Regions from separate parts of the Homo sapiens genome. Here region 2 is linked to region 1. The links are chromatin contacts, found by Hi-C in ENCODE. All regions are on one chromosome and are shown on one strand. Each heading gives the region's core, a stretch centred on a gene start or an enhancer-like site at or near the end of the contact. The rest is flanking DNA. Distances are from core to core; before and after follow the strand shown. Region 1 overlaps EXOC2 (exocyst complex component 2). Region 2 overlaps FOXF2-DT (FOXF2 divergent transcript).

The links. Hi-C counts contacts between places; a loop is a spot of excess contacts on that map. Pooled maps may share reads with other maps.
Region 2: a loop to region 1 is called in a map of MCF 10A, with 14 times the contacts of the local background. The contact joins two enhancer-like sites. A Hi-C loop is called at or near these places in 4 of 168 maps with a recorded cell type or tissue (HCT116, MCF 10A, PC-9 and 1 more) and 5 of 50 pooled maps.

The regions. Positions count from the first base shown.
Region 1 is chr6:586,423-594,294 of GRCh38, forward strand. EXOC2 (exocyst complex component 2) reads right to left here. Exons shown (of 28, transcript NM_018303.6): 11 at 6,047-6,165. Among named protein-coding and RNA genes, the nearest start is that of HUS1B, 67 kb to the right of the region's middle. Within about 2 kb of position 3,274, at least 2 of the 41 ENCODE cell types and tissues checked have a DNase peak (open chromatin) inside an H3K27ac peak, as active enhancers do.
Region 2 is chr6:1,332,262-1,340,133 of GRCh38, forward strand. All of the region lies in intron 1 of FOXF2-DT (FOXF2 divergent transcript), which reads right to left. Among named protein-coding and RNA genes, the nearest start is that of FOXQ1, 24 kb to the left of the region's middle. Within about 2 kb of position 3,315, at least 9 of the 41 ENCODE cell types and tissues checked have a DNase peak (open chromatin) inside an H3K27ac peak, as active enhancers do.

The DNA of each region.
Region 1 (7,872 bases), core at 2,024-4,523:
TCATTCTCAGAGCATTTATTTACATTGCACATATAATTTTAGAAGTGAGTGATGAGGTCTGTGTAAAATTTCCTTAATAGAATTCACCTATGTATAGCAAAATAGCATAAAAGTAATAAAGACCAGAAGCACTTCATCGAGCTTGGCTAGTTTCAGGTGCAGCTCTTCATGAATCCCCAAATACCAGCCAGCCTTCCCTTACCAGGGGAACGCTCACCTGCTCTGACATCACATTGAGAAATCCTGTTTGATGCAATATTTGCTCCAACAATGTAACTCAGAGGGAGGTGTTCAGTAACCTATTCCATAACTCACTGGTCTGGAGGGAGTGTGATCAGGTGAGAGGGGGAGTGACCTGGACACCCACTAGTCCCACCCCTGCTCAGGATACGGAGGACGTGTCTGGACACCCACTAGTCCCACCCCTACTCAGGATACGGAGGACGTGGGTCTGTCCTGTGGCTTCTCTGAGACACCTTTGTCACATGCGAAATAGAGCTAAAGGCATCCACAAAACTAGACAGTTTCCCAGATTTCTTCCACATCTAAAATGTCACAATTATGAGAGGATGCTCAAAGGAAATTCCAAACAATATTTAGTAGGCATTCCCCCATATTACCTTACATTTATATTATATATAATTAGGACAATAATAAAACATCCACCAAGGGTCCCTAGTCAACAACAGTTGTAGATCACACAAAAGAAAATTTGTGTGTATTCCCAGCAAACTTATAATTAAGGCAAATATTTTATATAAACACACGCACACATACACAAACATAGATATGACATTACCTGTAGATGTAAATGTAGATATGTGTATTTTTTTTTTTTTTGAGACGGAGTCTTGCTCTGTCGCCCAGGCTGGAGTGCAGTGGCACAATCTGGGCTCAGTGCAAGCTCCGCCTCCCAGGTTCCTGCCATTCTCCTGCCCCAGCCTCCCAAGTAGCTGGGACTACAGGCAAATGCCACCATGTCCGGCTAATTTTTTGTATTTTTAGTAGAGACGGGGTTTCACTGTGTTAGCCAGGATGGTCTCGATCTCCTGACCTCATGGTCCGCCAGCCTCAGCCTCCCAAAGTGCTGGGATTACAGGCGTGAGCCACCGCGCCCGGCCATAGATATGTGTATATTAAAGTTAACATGTGTGCAATGACATACACATATAGAAATGATCACATACAGAAAAACACCGACATGCAAACTGGCCAAAGCACACTCTATTTCACTAATGGCGAATCCTCCTTCCATCCGAGGAAACGTTCTGTCCGCGTCTGTGCCGCATTTCATTTACCATTTGCCTGTGCACTGAGTATCAGCTCAAGGGCAATGCTATCGATGCACTCAGAAAGATACTGAAGAAATTAAACTTTCTGAATTTGAAACTGGAGTATTTCATATTTAAAAAATATTCATATTTTAGGTAATGGTCATGGTATTTTGGCTACAGTTTTTAAAAAGAATCCTTATTTCTAAGAATTACATACTGAATTAATTATGGATAAAATGATGTGATCTGTTTTAGAATAATCCAGGGTGAGGGAGGGGAGAGAAGCAGGTAAGACTGGCTATGAGCTGATAAAATGAGATTGGCTATGAGTTGGTAACTGCTGAAGTCAGCGTGAGTACATGGGGTATTGTTACATTATCCTTTCTGCTTTTAAATATAAGTGGGATTTTCCAAAATTTAATAGTGAAAATCGCTTCTGACCTAAGTTCAAAAAACCACCCCAATTTTCCAGTTAAAAGCCTCTCATGTGCTAGAATTACCTACATTTAGATTAGCAGTGTTTACTGACAATGACAGAGGGAACAGTTAAGCATGTTCTGAATGTCAAAAGAAAAAATAAAATGTGAATTTAAGACATTTATATTGTATTGTCATTAAAACTGTAAAGTTCAAAGAGTTGTAAGGAATTGTTTCCACTTTTTTATTTTTTGAGATGGAGTGAGTCTCACTCTGTTGCCCAGGCTGGAGTGCAGTGGTACGATCTCGGCTTACCATAACCTCTGCCTCCTGGGTTCAAGTGATTCTCCTGCCTCAGCCTCCTGAGTAGCTGGGCCTATACCTGGCTATACCACCATACCTGGCTAATTTTTGTATTTTTAGTAGAGACAGGGTTTCACTATGTTGGCCAGGCTGGTGTTGAACTCCTGACCTTGTGATCCGCCCGCCTCGGCCTCCCAAAGTGTTGGGATTACAGGCGTGGGCCACCGCACCGGCCCTTCACTTTCTAATGAAAAGATGAAGTAATGAAAGTAACCTGAGGCACTGCTCCCATTCCACGCACATTCTTTCGATTATTTCCCAAGTGATGAACAAGGTGCGCAACAAGCTTGCTCAGAGTAAGTGAGTTACAAGAAAGCTTCTGTCACCTTTTTTTTTTCCAAAACACTGATTTTAAGCAATTTAGAATGAATATATATAGCAATAAATTAAGATGTCAGGGAAGGAAAGATGACGGTGTGTTTCCCTCTATCTTTGAGAAAGATTCAGACCTTTGGTGATGGAATACTGGTTATCAGATATTTGAGGTAAAGATATGACGAGATAGATGAAATTTTCTGGAATTTTTCCAGTTTCAAAAAGTCCATATGTTGTCTTCATAAATTACACACATATTCCAGAAATTCAAATATTTTCATACCAAATTAGGTATTCAGTTTGTTTCCTGAAAGTATAAGTAGGAAAATCCTTGGTCAGACCACATATCCTATCTGTATCCAGTGAATATGGTGACTGCATTCATCACCACCTTTGCTGGAGAGCAGTGACATTTGTCGAGCACCCGCACGGTGTCTGGAACGCTTCTCAATGCCGATCTAGAGAACTGACCGTCGAGCACCCGCACGGTGTCTGGAACGCGTCTCAATGCCGATCCAGAGAACTGACTGTCGAGCACCTGCACGGTGTCTGGAACGCTTCTCAATGCTGATCTAGAGAACTGACTGTCCAGCACCCGCACGGTGTCTGGAACGCGTCTCAATGCCGATCCGGAGAACTGACTGTCGTTGTTTAGGTTCAACTGAGATTTCACCTCCTCTAGAAAACTTCCCTGGACTTCCCCTCAACCGGACTGCACCCTTCCTATCATACATTTTCATACAATTTTGTACTCCCCACTACCTCACACTTTTCACTATTCCAACTGAATACATGCCTATGTGATTTTTTAGATGGTGTGTTTCTCCCTAGACCACAAGCTCCAAGAGGCCAGCTCGCACTGCACTTCCGGCTCCTGGCACAGCAGCCAGCACCCTGGTGACCAGCCCTGGCTGCACATGAATCGCCCGGGAGCTTGAAATTGCCTGGACTCCAGCCACAGAGATTAGAATGTGCTTGGCACGGAGGGAAGGGGTAAGGCCAAGAATTGATAACTGGTTGTTAAAAAGCCCCAGTGGACGCGTGGTAGCTCACGCCTGTAATCCCAGCACTTTGGGAGGCCGAGGCGGGTGGATCACGAGGTCAGGAGATCGAGACCATCCTGGCTAACACCGTGATGGGGTGAAACCCCGTCTCTACTAAAAATACAAAAAAATTAGCTAGGCGTGGTAGCGGGCGCCTGTAGTCCCAGCTACTTGGGAGGCTGAGGCAGGAGAATGGTGTGAACCTGGGAGGCGGAGCTTGCAGTGAGCTGAGATCGAGCCACTGCACTCCAGCCTGGGCGACAAAGCGAGACTCTGTCTGGAAAAAAAAAAAAAAAATCCCCAGTGGACTCTGATGGGCCCTTAAGGTTGAGAGCTCTGCCGAACAGAGTAGACTCAAAAATTATTGGTTGAATCAACAGAGAAATAAATATGTAAGGCTTTCTAAATATTCCCAAAGACTGCAGACTGTGTGTAACATTTGCTGTCATTTTCACTTGCTAAAAATATAAAATAATTAATGACATTAATGGGGATGTTGACATGGCTTCAGCAGAGATACCTGGGTTTTCTTAAATACCAAGCATAGAAAAAAATGGCATCAGAGCTGGAAAGTACTCAAATCCAAGCCAACTAATTCATGACAAAACTATGCTAGAAAGAAACAACGGCGACCTCTCCATTGTACTTCCTTCTCTACCAAGACTGCTCTCCTGTTACAGCTCCTGATCCTCCCAGGGACCTGATGAGGGCCATTACTCCTTTTCATGTCATCCAGTTAGGGGCTCAGGTCTCAGGCCCTGCATTTGCCAGAGTCACCACCAACAGCGTAAGAGCAATCCTAAGGACATTTCTCTTTCATCTTCTGCTTCATCTTGGAGATTTTGCTGACCACTCCCTTCTGTTTTCCTCCCGCCATGACCACCCCTTCTTCGTTTCCTTTGAAGGCTTCTCTTCTTCTACCAGCCCCTAAAACATCACTTGTCAGGACTCTTTCCTGAGTTTGCTTCTTTTTTCGTCTTCTTGGGTAAATGCACGAGTTCCAAGGGACCACCTGTATGCCCACCAAGCTCAAATTTCTCAGTCTCTAGATCCAACTACTTCCATCTCTACTTACATGTCAGACAACCCCAAGTCAAGCTGTCCAAACAAAGAGGCGGAATCACTTTTCTCCCCTATGTTCCCTAACTCAGTGGCACCATCACCCTAACTAGCTGCCAGTCAGCCATCTGGAAATCACTGCTCATCCCTTCCTCCTCTTCATTTGTCCATCATCCAGCCCTATCAGTTCTATTCCTGAACGGCCCTGGAGTCCATGCTCTTCTTCACATTCCCACCACCTCCACATCAGGTGGGGTGCCTGTCTCCTCACCAGCTTCACTGCTCTGGGCTTGCTCCCTCTCATCCACCCACTATGGGCGGCCAGAGTCGTCATCTTTTCAAAAGTAAGTCTGAGCTTGTCTTCCCCCAATCCATTGACCCCAGCTTAAAATCCGTCAGCGACTCCCCATCGCACTCTGGGTGAAGTCCAAACCTGTCACAGCAGCCAAGAAAGTTCGTCTCTTCACTCCACCTCCACGATCTAAGCTCCAACCACACAGGATTCAGAGGCCTTCTTGTGCTTGTAACCTGTGCACATTCTCCCTTCCTGGAAGTCTTAAATGCTTTCCTTCTCTATTTCAACTGTCAAGTACAGATACCCTTCTGATCTCAAAAGAGATGTCACTCCCTTCAGCTCTCAGAATGTCACTCCCCTGACCTCAAAACCCTGGATCAGAGGCTACTCCTAAGCACTCCAATGTCACTCAGAACTTCCCCAGTCATATGAAACAGCACACAATATTCTAACAGCTGGCTGGTTATCTGTCTACCCTACTATTTTGTGAGCTTGCATGAGCTAGGCCCTTGTCTGTTGTCCTGACTACTGTGACTTTGGCACCCAACAGTGTCTGCAGCATAGCAGGCATTCAATATACTCAATATTCTCCAAATGATAGTATACAAACAAAAGCCAATACACCTGCACACAAATAGACCTTTGACTTCTCTCCCCCAGCTTCCCTCAGGGCCTCCACACAGGTGGTCCCTTTCTCAAGCTGAGATGGCTAGTAAGCTACCTTTTATCCTTCCAGTTCTAATACGGAGGCTTCTCTGAGACATTCCCACACCAGCCATCTAAAGCATTCTCCTCAGTTACTCCCTTTTGGAACATCTTGATTTTCTTTTTTTCTTTCATCACATGTCCCAGCATTTTATTTGGTTAGTTACATGTTTAGTGGCTTTTCCTTCCTCTAGCGGTAACTCTGGGAGGCAGCAGCTATGTCTTACTAGCGATGGGTGCAGTGCCTGGCACAGAGCAGGACTCAACATACACCTGACGAGACGATGTGCAGACTGATAGTTACCAAAGACCAATGTCACCTCCTCGGCATCACGCTGCCTGCCCCGAAACGTCAACGCTGTCCACCAATCGCAAAAACAGACATGATAAAAGAGTTGTCCCTTTTCATTAGTACAATGCTAACCAGTGGCCAAAAAAACCACAAAACAAGCAAAAGACAATAATAAGAGATACCAAGTAAATTAGGTAGTCAGTGCCTTCATCATTAAACATTCCCAGAATGCATCAAAATGACATGAAGGAATCACACAACACATTGGAAGAGAAATCCTTGCCTTTCAGATCTTTCACGTAGCCCTCTTTGCAACTGTGCATGAGCTGAAGGATCCACTTGTGTTGGGCTCCAATGCATTGCCAAGCAGGGTCACCAGACGCATGAAGGTCAGACAGGTACCTGAAAAAGCAAGTCCAAGGTTGAGGCCAAAGGGAAATGCTGGCATATTTTAAAATCATTACTTTTTAAAGGCTAAAATTTTATCAATTAGTCTTGTGCCCTGTCAAATATTAGTCTTTAATATTTAATTCTCAATGAAATATATTCAAATTTCTTGGCTAGGTGAGATGGCTCCTGCCTGTAATCCCAGCACTTTGGGAGGCTGAGGTGGATGGATCACCTGAGGTCAGCAGTTCAAGACCAGCCTGGCCAACGTGCTGAAACCCCGTCGCTACTAAAAAAAAATACAAAAATTAGCCAAGTGTGTTGGTGCAAGCCTGTAATCTCAGCTACTCGGGCGGCTGAGGCAGGAGAATCGCTTGAACCCGAGAGGCAGAGGTTGCAATGAGCTGAGATCTCACCACTGTACTGCAGCCTGGGCGACAGAGTGAGACGCCATCTCCAAACAAACAAACAAGCAAACAAAAAATAAAAAAATAAACAGCAGAGCTTTAAAATTTTTTCATATAAATGATAAAACTATTAAAAACAGCTCTTTGTAAAAAGATAAGGACAATTTGCAGTGATCCTATCTACCTGATGAGCATTTTTCTTTATATTTATATTTAGTTCACAGGAGTTTTTCTACTTAGTTCAGAGTCATTATATTAGACACAGGTGGGAGCCAGCAGATACTGGGCAAATACTTTTAAAATTTCAGATGTTTTTTAATTCCTTTCTGATATGAAATATGGCCACGAGATGGCAGTATGGCACCGCTTTCTAAAACTAGCTAAATGAGGGCTAACCGAACTGTGAAGAGATTTGGTGACAACACTCACCTCTAAAGTCCACACTCACGACTGAGAAAATATTTCTCTAGGAAATATAGTATAGTTCGGTGTTTTTCTTAGTTTCTAAATATTCTTAAAATATATCAAGTCTTTGTCTATAAAACACCCAAATCCATAGAGACCATTTACTTCCATAGAAAAATTTCTGTCAAATATTATTTAAGATTTGGCCCTCAGCCCTCACAAAATATATAAATATAGCAAGCTAAATCCAATTAAATCAACTCCAAAAGCATGTCCAAATGAATTTATTGTCTTAAAACTGTTGTTAAGCCATATGCCATTCTTTGTCTCTGGGTTAGAGGTTTTTGTTCAGTGGTAAATCATCATCAATGGCTCCAGGCTGACCTTGGGCCAGACCTCAATCCCTCAGGGGTGCACCCATGCTTCCAGCCCATTCTTCCAGTAGTGAGTGTGTGTTACTCAGGTATCTCAATCAGCAGCCAATCAGAGGAGAAACAAATCCACTTTGTAATATGTTAGCAACAAATAAAATGCTGAGAACACTGACATTCCCAGCTGATGGGGAGGGACTGGGTGCTGTGGGGAGCCGGATATCCAGGCATCTGCAGACGGGCCACACTCAGGCTGCCCAGAGGTGGCTGAGAGCTGCCATCTCCTCCCCCTTGTGACCACCTACAGGTTGCAAACAGGATGTGTCTCTGTGCTGAGAAAGTGGCAGGTCAATTAGAAGGAAGAGCTTTACTCAGATTAAGAAGTCACCAGCACTCCTCCTCATAAATGAGAATAGTATCCTGAGAAGAAAACTACAATCTAACAAGTTACATTTAGCTTGGCACAGGGGATTCATTTCAGATTCCAAAATGCAGTCTGATTCTTTCTCTCACACAAGGCTTTCTTCTTTTATTACCTG
Region 2 (7,872 bases), core at 2,065-4,564, 750 kb after region 1:
AGGCTGACCAATATGATGAAACACTGTCTCTACTAAAAATACAAAAATTAGCCAAGCGTGGTGGCATGCGCCTATGGTCCCAGCTACTCGGGAGGCTGAGACAGGAGAATCGCTTGAATCTGGGAGGCAGAGGTTTCAGTGAGCTGAGATCACACCATTGCACTCCAGTCTGGACAACAAGAGCAAAACTCCATCTCAAAAAAAAAAATAATAATAATAATCTGTTAAACCAAAAAATACAATGCAAAAATGTTATTGAAATGAGACTAACAAAAAAGTTTTTAATCTCCTTATTTTCTTTTCAAGCATAACTAGATGGAAAAAGATGAAGATAATTCATCTGCTCAATTGTTTTTTTCAGCTCAGTGATTCTCTGTCTTCTATGTTTACATTGTCAAAATAGAAATAGGTCCTATTAGCTCTAAGGTTTATGCACATAAGTGATTAATCCCATTTAAAGTTTGTGTTTCTCCCTTTCCTCCACGAGCCCTCAGTTTTCCATTTTTCTCTCACCATCTTCTTGCTATCTTTCCCTGTACTCTGTGAGACCTCCTTCAAAGGTCAGCCAGAATAAGAGCAGAATTTTTTTTTTTTTTTTGAGACAGAGTCTTGCTCTGTTGCCCAGGCTGGAGTGCAGTGGCACAATCTTGGCTCACTGCAACCTCTGTCTCCTGGGTTCAAGTGATTCTCCTGTCTCAGCCTCCTGAGTACCTGGGACTACAGGTGCGCGTCACTGTGCCCAGCTAATTTTTGTATTTTTAATAGAGACGGGGTTTCACCATGTTGGCCAGGCTGGTCTCGAACTCCTGACCTCATGATCTGCCTGCCTCTGACTCCCAAAGTGATGGGATTACAGGCGTGAACCACCACGCCTAGCCCAATAGCAGAATATTCTATGCAAGAAGAAGAGAGTAAGCTTCTGCTGGATCTTACAAAAAGCTTGCCCAGATCCTTTCAACTTCCCAGGAACCACCAAACCTTCCCTCAGCAGCATGTCATCACTGGAGCAGCAGGTTGATTTGCAAAACCATGTGGAGCCAACAAAATCTTCTCAAACCCAGTCCTCATCTCACTCCATTCACCAGAACACATGTCTAAAACAGCAAAGATTTCTATGTGTAAAGCGAGCCCATAAGAACTCTGGGAGAAAGCATGGAAGAGTCCTAAGTCTTTTTTGTAGAAGCAGGGCTCATCTGTGCATGGCACAAACCCCAAATGCTTTCTAAGAAAAGGTGGGTAAGTGTGAGTCTTTAAATAATGTAAACTTCTATTTGTTTAAGCAATAGACAAATGAGAAACATATTTGTGGCCTATCTGACAAATAAAGGTAATGATAAAGCTTTTAAAGTCAATTTTTAAAACTAAAAAAAAAAAATACAATAAAAATAAACAGTAGTCAAGGCCAGATTCCAGAAAATAATGCAAATAGTCCATAAAATGCAAAAAAATGTTGTCTTCCTTACTTGAAACATGAATTACAGCAATAATCATTTGCCATTTATTGCCTATTGGCAAAGATTTAAGAGTTTCATAGCACATGGAGTTGGTGAGGTTTTGAGGAAATAGGCAGTTCATATAATGTTGATAGGGTTGTAAATTGATATAACTTTTTCACAGGGCAATTTGGCAATATCTATTAAAATGTAAAATTTACATACCCTTTGACCCAGCAATTTCATTGCTAAGAATTCAGCCTAAGGGTTTGTTCTCTCATCTGTGCAAAGAGTGCAAGGGTACCAGGACACGTCTTGCTGTATTGTTTGTAATCTCCCCAAATGGGGGGAGAAAACTTGCTAATATCAATTTAAGAAACTGGTTAAATTCATTATGATACAAACCACACAATGGACTATTAAGCATGGGTGGATTCTTATGCTCTTGTGGAAAGGTTCTGAGATACACTGTTGAGTGAGGAGAAGTGTGCTGCGGACAATACATCGAGTGTGACCCCATTTGCAGTGAAGGTTAAATAGATATATATCCGTCTGTGTGAAAGTTTGCACGTGCAGAGGAAATTTTCAGAAAGATTTTAAGAAAGACTTAAATTGCAGTTACCTCTGTGTATCTGGTAAAGCTGGAGAGGTCTTTTATCTTTGGAAAAACATTTTATCTTTTACCTTACACTCTTGTATTCTACTTGGCAGAAGTCATTTTTATCATTAATGTGCATTACTTTACTATTAAGACAAACATAGTTTACTATTTGGGGAAGAATACAAAAGAGAAAAAGGAGGAGAAAACAAAGGAGGGAAGGAAAGCATAAAGGTTTAAAGGAGGGAGGAGGGAAGGAGAAAGGAAAGGAAAGGAAGAGAGAAGAAACCTCCTCATTCTTTTGAGTAGAAGGCCGTTACCTGTTTCAATGGAGACAGTTAGCAGCACATTTTAAAACTTAAGTAATTTTACCCAACTTCACAAACACTAACTTGTTGCTTCTTTTATAAATGAAAACAAGGAAGTCTCTAGGGTTGGTTTCGTCCACACTTTTTCTTAGGCTATATGCAAACCACCCTGGGATAAAGTCCTCACTGCACGTAAGCCAAGGGTGACTCCAGGGAGCCAGACGGCATTTCCTTCCATAATACACAAATTTGTATTTTGCCTGATGTTTTTGTCTCTGAGCCCAGATCCCACAGTGATAGGCGCCACAAAAGTACACAGACCAACAGAGGACGCGCCCTGATTTTGCAGAAGAGACCGATGCTTGGAGGTCAAGAGGCTGCCTGCCACGGATTCAGACTGGAAGCTTCGGCCGTCTGAGCAGATTAGAGCATCAGGCTTTGTCGCTAGTGCATGCAGGAGTTTTCACAGATAAAAATCTTTCTTTCTTCTCCTTAAGATTCTGGTAGCTAACCAGAAGCTACATGAATTTTTTTTTACTTACTTTTTAAGATTAAAATCATACATGAGGTCTCTTTTATAAGATAATGAGTATTGCAAAGGATTTTTTTTTTTAAAGAACTGGTTTTTAAAAATTGAGAGACTTTAACAAGGCTTGTATGTTTGTTTTTAAACTCCTTTTCTATGGTAAAGGAGGAAAGTTTAGGCCTACCACAGGACCAAGGCTTGCAGAAAGACAAAACTGTTCTGGAAGCAAATGGGACCCACTCCTTCACCTCCTTCCCCCGCCCTCCCTTTCCTCTCCTTGCCCCAAACTGAACTCTGCAACCATTACTGAAGCTTACAAAATATTCTGCTACTACTCGACAGTTTAAAAATTAACAAGCATGTAAAGCTACCGGGGGTAAAAGCCTGGAGCCTGTGGCAAGAAGCAAGCCCTGGCTGGATTCTGTAATTATTTCTTACGCAACTCCAGGTCGCAGTCACAGCTTTCCGAAGATTACACACTTCCAGCCGCTCAGCCCTGCTGGAGCAGGAGGGCCTGGCTCTGCCAGAGTTGTGTATGCCTCTCATAGCATCATAATTAGTCATTAAACAGCAGAACAAAGGGCCATTCTGACCAAGGTGGCACTACTGGATTCCTTTGCTTGCAGGAAAGGAGAAATTTCTTGCACGTTCTCCCCTGGAAGGATGTGAATGGGGTTGGGAAGGGAAGACCAAGATGTGGAGAGGGGTGGACCGAGAGTTAGTTGCAGAAGGCAGACTTCATGGGGATTTTCTGTCCCTGCTGCTGCGTTTCTTGTTTGTGTTGCTGCATAAACTCCACCAGACCAGCACGCTGTGACTGCCCTAGCCCGGCCCGATCAATGGGAAGGGACCTCTTGGAGGGCCTCTGTGCCTACGAGGTTTCCAGCCCTACCCCAGGCTTTTCCTTATTACCAAGATTGCTGCCCTCATGTTCACACATTTTATTTTTTATCAGAATTTTGCGAAATCAGAATTCTAAACTTCTGAGGCCCTAGATAGTTTTAATGAAGCATATACCTAGAACCTGAATATTCAGGGTAAAGTATTAGCCTTAAGTATAATCACGGCTAGCCCATGGATTCTGCAGATGAAGAAACTGAGGCCAGAAAGCCCAGTGGTGAGCTTTATTACAAACATTATGGGGGCTTCATGAAGGCACTTGGCTTTACTTTATTCTTGGAACTCAGAGCTAACCTCCCATGCTTTCTTTGTCTGCTCTATGAATTCAGTGTCTACCTGAAACCTCCACCCAACCTGTTTGTACACTTGGAAAACCCAACCTGGTGCATGGGCTGGGTGATAATCATGGCAACACTGCAGCCTGCAGGTAAGTGTGAAGATAACAGCAAGACAGCTGGAGAGTGCTACCTGCCAGCACACAGTCTCAACCCCTAAGAGGCAGCTGCGCCCAAGAGAGGAGGGATGTCAATGAAGGGTCACACCTTCAGTTTGGGCTGAAATGAGTGAGCTAAAGGAGTGGTTTGTTATTCAGAATTACATTTGCCAAAGTGTACTAGGGAAAAGAATTAATTTCCCACAGCATTGGTAAGAGGATTGGGTCTTTTTGCCTGGACTTTATAGAAGAGGTCAAGAAAGATGGAAAATGGCCCACGGAAACTGACTCGCCCACAGCGGCCTGCCCTGCTCAGCTGTGCCACTCAGTAACCACTAACAGCGACTCCAAGTTGACAAGAGAAAAACAGTCTTTTCACATTAATCTCATTTCCCTGTGTGAGAGTTTCACTAGACTACATCAGGGAAACACCACAGACACTGACTATCCAGTTCTAATACATCCGAAAATATCTTCAAGGATGGCATAGAGAAATGTAGGTTAGACAATTAAGTTACAGAGAAATTCCGTGGATTAATCAGTTGTAACCCAAAGGTGCCAGTTAATGGATTAACATCGACCTATAGGGACACATCAAAGAATTCTTTTCCACCATGTTTTCCAATGAACTGGATAGAAACACCTTCAGATCTCAGCTCAAATGTTACCACTTCCTTTGAGGTTTTCTCTAGCCACCCTATCTAAAATTGGGAAAAAAAAAAAAAAGTCCTCTCCTCTTTTATCTCTCTCTTCTGCTTTATCTTTCTCCTCGGCACTTGGCATTACTGAGTTTACCATATGTACCTATCTTTGTTTCATGTGTCTTTCACACTTGAATGAAAGCTCCAGGAAAATAGGGATTTCTTCCTGTTTTGTTCACCGCTGTATGCCCAGATCTTAGATTGGTGCCTGGTGGCTGGGCACCATGGCTCACACCTGTAATCCCAACACTTTGGGAGGCCGAGGCAGGTGGATCACCTGAGGTCAGGAGTTCAAGACCAGCCTGGCCAACATGGTGAAACCTCATCTCTACTAAAAATAAAAAATTAGCCAGGCATGGTGTCACTTGCCTGTAATCCCAGCTACTTGAGAGGCTGAGGCAGGAGAGTCTCTTGAACCTGGGAGACGGAGATTGCAGTGAGCCGGGATCGCACCACTGCGCTCCAGCCTGGGCGACAGAGCAAGGCTCCGTCTCAAAAAACAAAAACAACAACAAAAAAAAGATGCCTGGCATGTCAAAGTGCACTCAATAAATAGTCACCAAATGAACCAATGGATGGCAATAATGTGCTTGCTGAATGTGAAGATAGCATAAACCCAGGCGGGTGGGGGAAATATTAGATGGCAAAGTCAACAACCAAAATTATCTTGACAGGTGAGAACGACAGTCCGAAGCCAGCAAGATGGAATTTAACAGGCTATGTAAATCAATCCCACAGTTAGATTTCAGAAAAACAATTGCACAAGAACAAGATGGGAAAGATAATGTGGCTAAATAATACCACATGCAGAAATGACAGGGTCTCGGATGACTGCCAGCTCAGTCTGAGTCAAAAATAAAACCCTCCTTTCAAAAAAGTGTGATCTTTGCTGTCATCACTAATTAAAATAATCATAGTTTTCAGCACAAAAGTGTGCTCATATGCATTCCTGCACTTGAACTCACATCTTTTCATAGATACATGCAATATGCCTGTGATCAAGTTTATTCATTCCAGCCTGGTTTGTAAGAGCAAAGATGAGAGTCCACCTAACTGTCCATCAGTAAACAGGGGACTGGTGAAATAAATGAGGGAAAGCGAATACAGCCTTCAAATAAGAAGGAGGAGCCAGGTGTGGTGGCTCAGGCCTGTAATCTCAACACTGTGGGAGGCCGAGGTGGGAGGATCTCTTGAGCCCAGGAGTTCAAGACCAGCCTGGGCAACATGGTGAACCCCATCTCTACAAAAAATATGAAATAGAAAATATTTGTATGGTGACGCACACCTGTAGTCCCAGCTACTCAAGAAGCTGAAGTGGTAGGATCACTTGAGCCCAGGGAGGTCGAGGCTGCAGTGAACCATGATTGCACTACTGTACTCCAGACTGAGCAACAGAGTAAAACCCCAGCTCAAAAAAATAAGAAGAAGAAGGAGGAAATTCTTAATGCATTGGTTCAGAGCAGTCTCTAAGGTAAATAGGTAGGGGAGACAGAGATTTAACAAAAAAGAAAACAAATCTCCAGCTTTATTTAGATTTCATTTGGAGTCTTGCTACTCGGGCTGATCCTTGGCCATTAGTGTGGGCAGGCTGAAGGCTTTTTAGAAGTGCAAAGTGGCAGGACCCATATCAGACCTACTGAAACAGAATTTGCATGTTAATAAGATTCCTAAATGATGCCTATGCACTTTACCATTTAAAAAGTAAATTTACTTTATCGTGGTAAACTATGCATTACATAAAATTTGCCACTTTAACTATTTATGCAATTCAGTGGCATGAAGTCCATTCACAGCGTAGCACAGCTATCACCACACCATCCATCTCCAGAACTTACACAGATTTTATTGGTAGTTTTGAACTACTTGGAAGAACAAATTTGTAACACTTTTAAAACTTGTTTGTTCTTAAAGGTACATCTCTCATCTGTTGATTCATTCATTCATTTAATGTATACCCATTGAGTGTTTGTGCTAATCCAGATATCATTCTGGACACAGAGGGCTACAGTGATAAGCAGAAAGACATGAAGTTTACAGCCTAGTGAGTTGGCTGAAGTGATTTATTTGTCTTTTATTCCATCTTCATTGAGGTAGGTATAATGACAAATAAAACTGGTATGACCATTATGAAAAAGAGTATAGAGGTTTCTCCAAAAATTAAAAATAGAAGTGTCACATGATCCAGCAATCCGCAACCAAAAGAATTGAAATCAGTATGTTGAAGAGACAGCTCGCTTCCATGTTTATTGCAGCACTATTCACAATAGCCAAGATATGAAATCAACCTAAGTGTCCATCAACAAATTAATGGATAAAGAAAATGTGACATATATATATATATACACATATATATACACACACATATACACACACACACACACACACAATGTAACACTATTCAGCCTTTAAGAAGAAGAAAATCCTGTCATTTGTGACAACATGGATGAACCTGGAAGACATGATGCTTAGGGAAATCATTCAGACAGAGAAAGACAAGTACCGCATGATCTCACTTATATTAAAGGTCTAACTCATAGAAGCAGAGAGTAGAATGCTGGTTACCAGGGACAGTGAGGTGGAGAGACTAGGGAGATGTTAGTTAGAGGGGACAAACTTGCAATTATAAGTTCTGCAGATCTATTGTACAGCGTGGTGACTATAGTTAATAATAATGAACTGTACACTTGAAAGCGGATAAGAGAGTCAATCTTAACTGTTCTCACCACAAAAGAGACAAAAATGATAACTATATGAGGTGATGCACGGGTTAACTAATTTGATCGTGGTAATCATCTTACAGCGTATATGTACGTCAAGTCATCGTGCTGTGCACCTTAATATTGAAATGCTGCTGTGGGGAATGAATTTAACCCAGCCTGCCTCATGCCGTCTGGACCCTTCCCTCCAACCTCACTTCTTGTAGCCCTCCCTCATGTTCTGGAGGCCAGGGAACTTGTAACATTCCCAACAGTT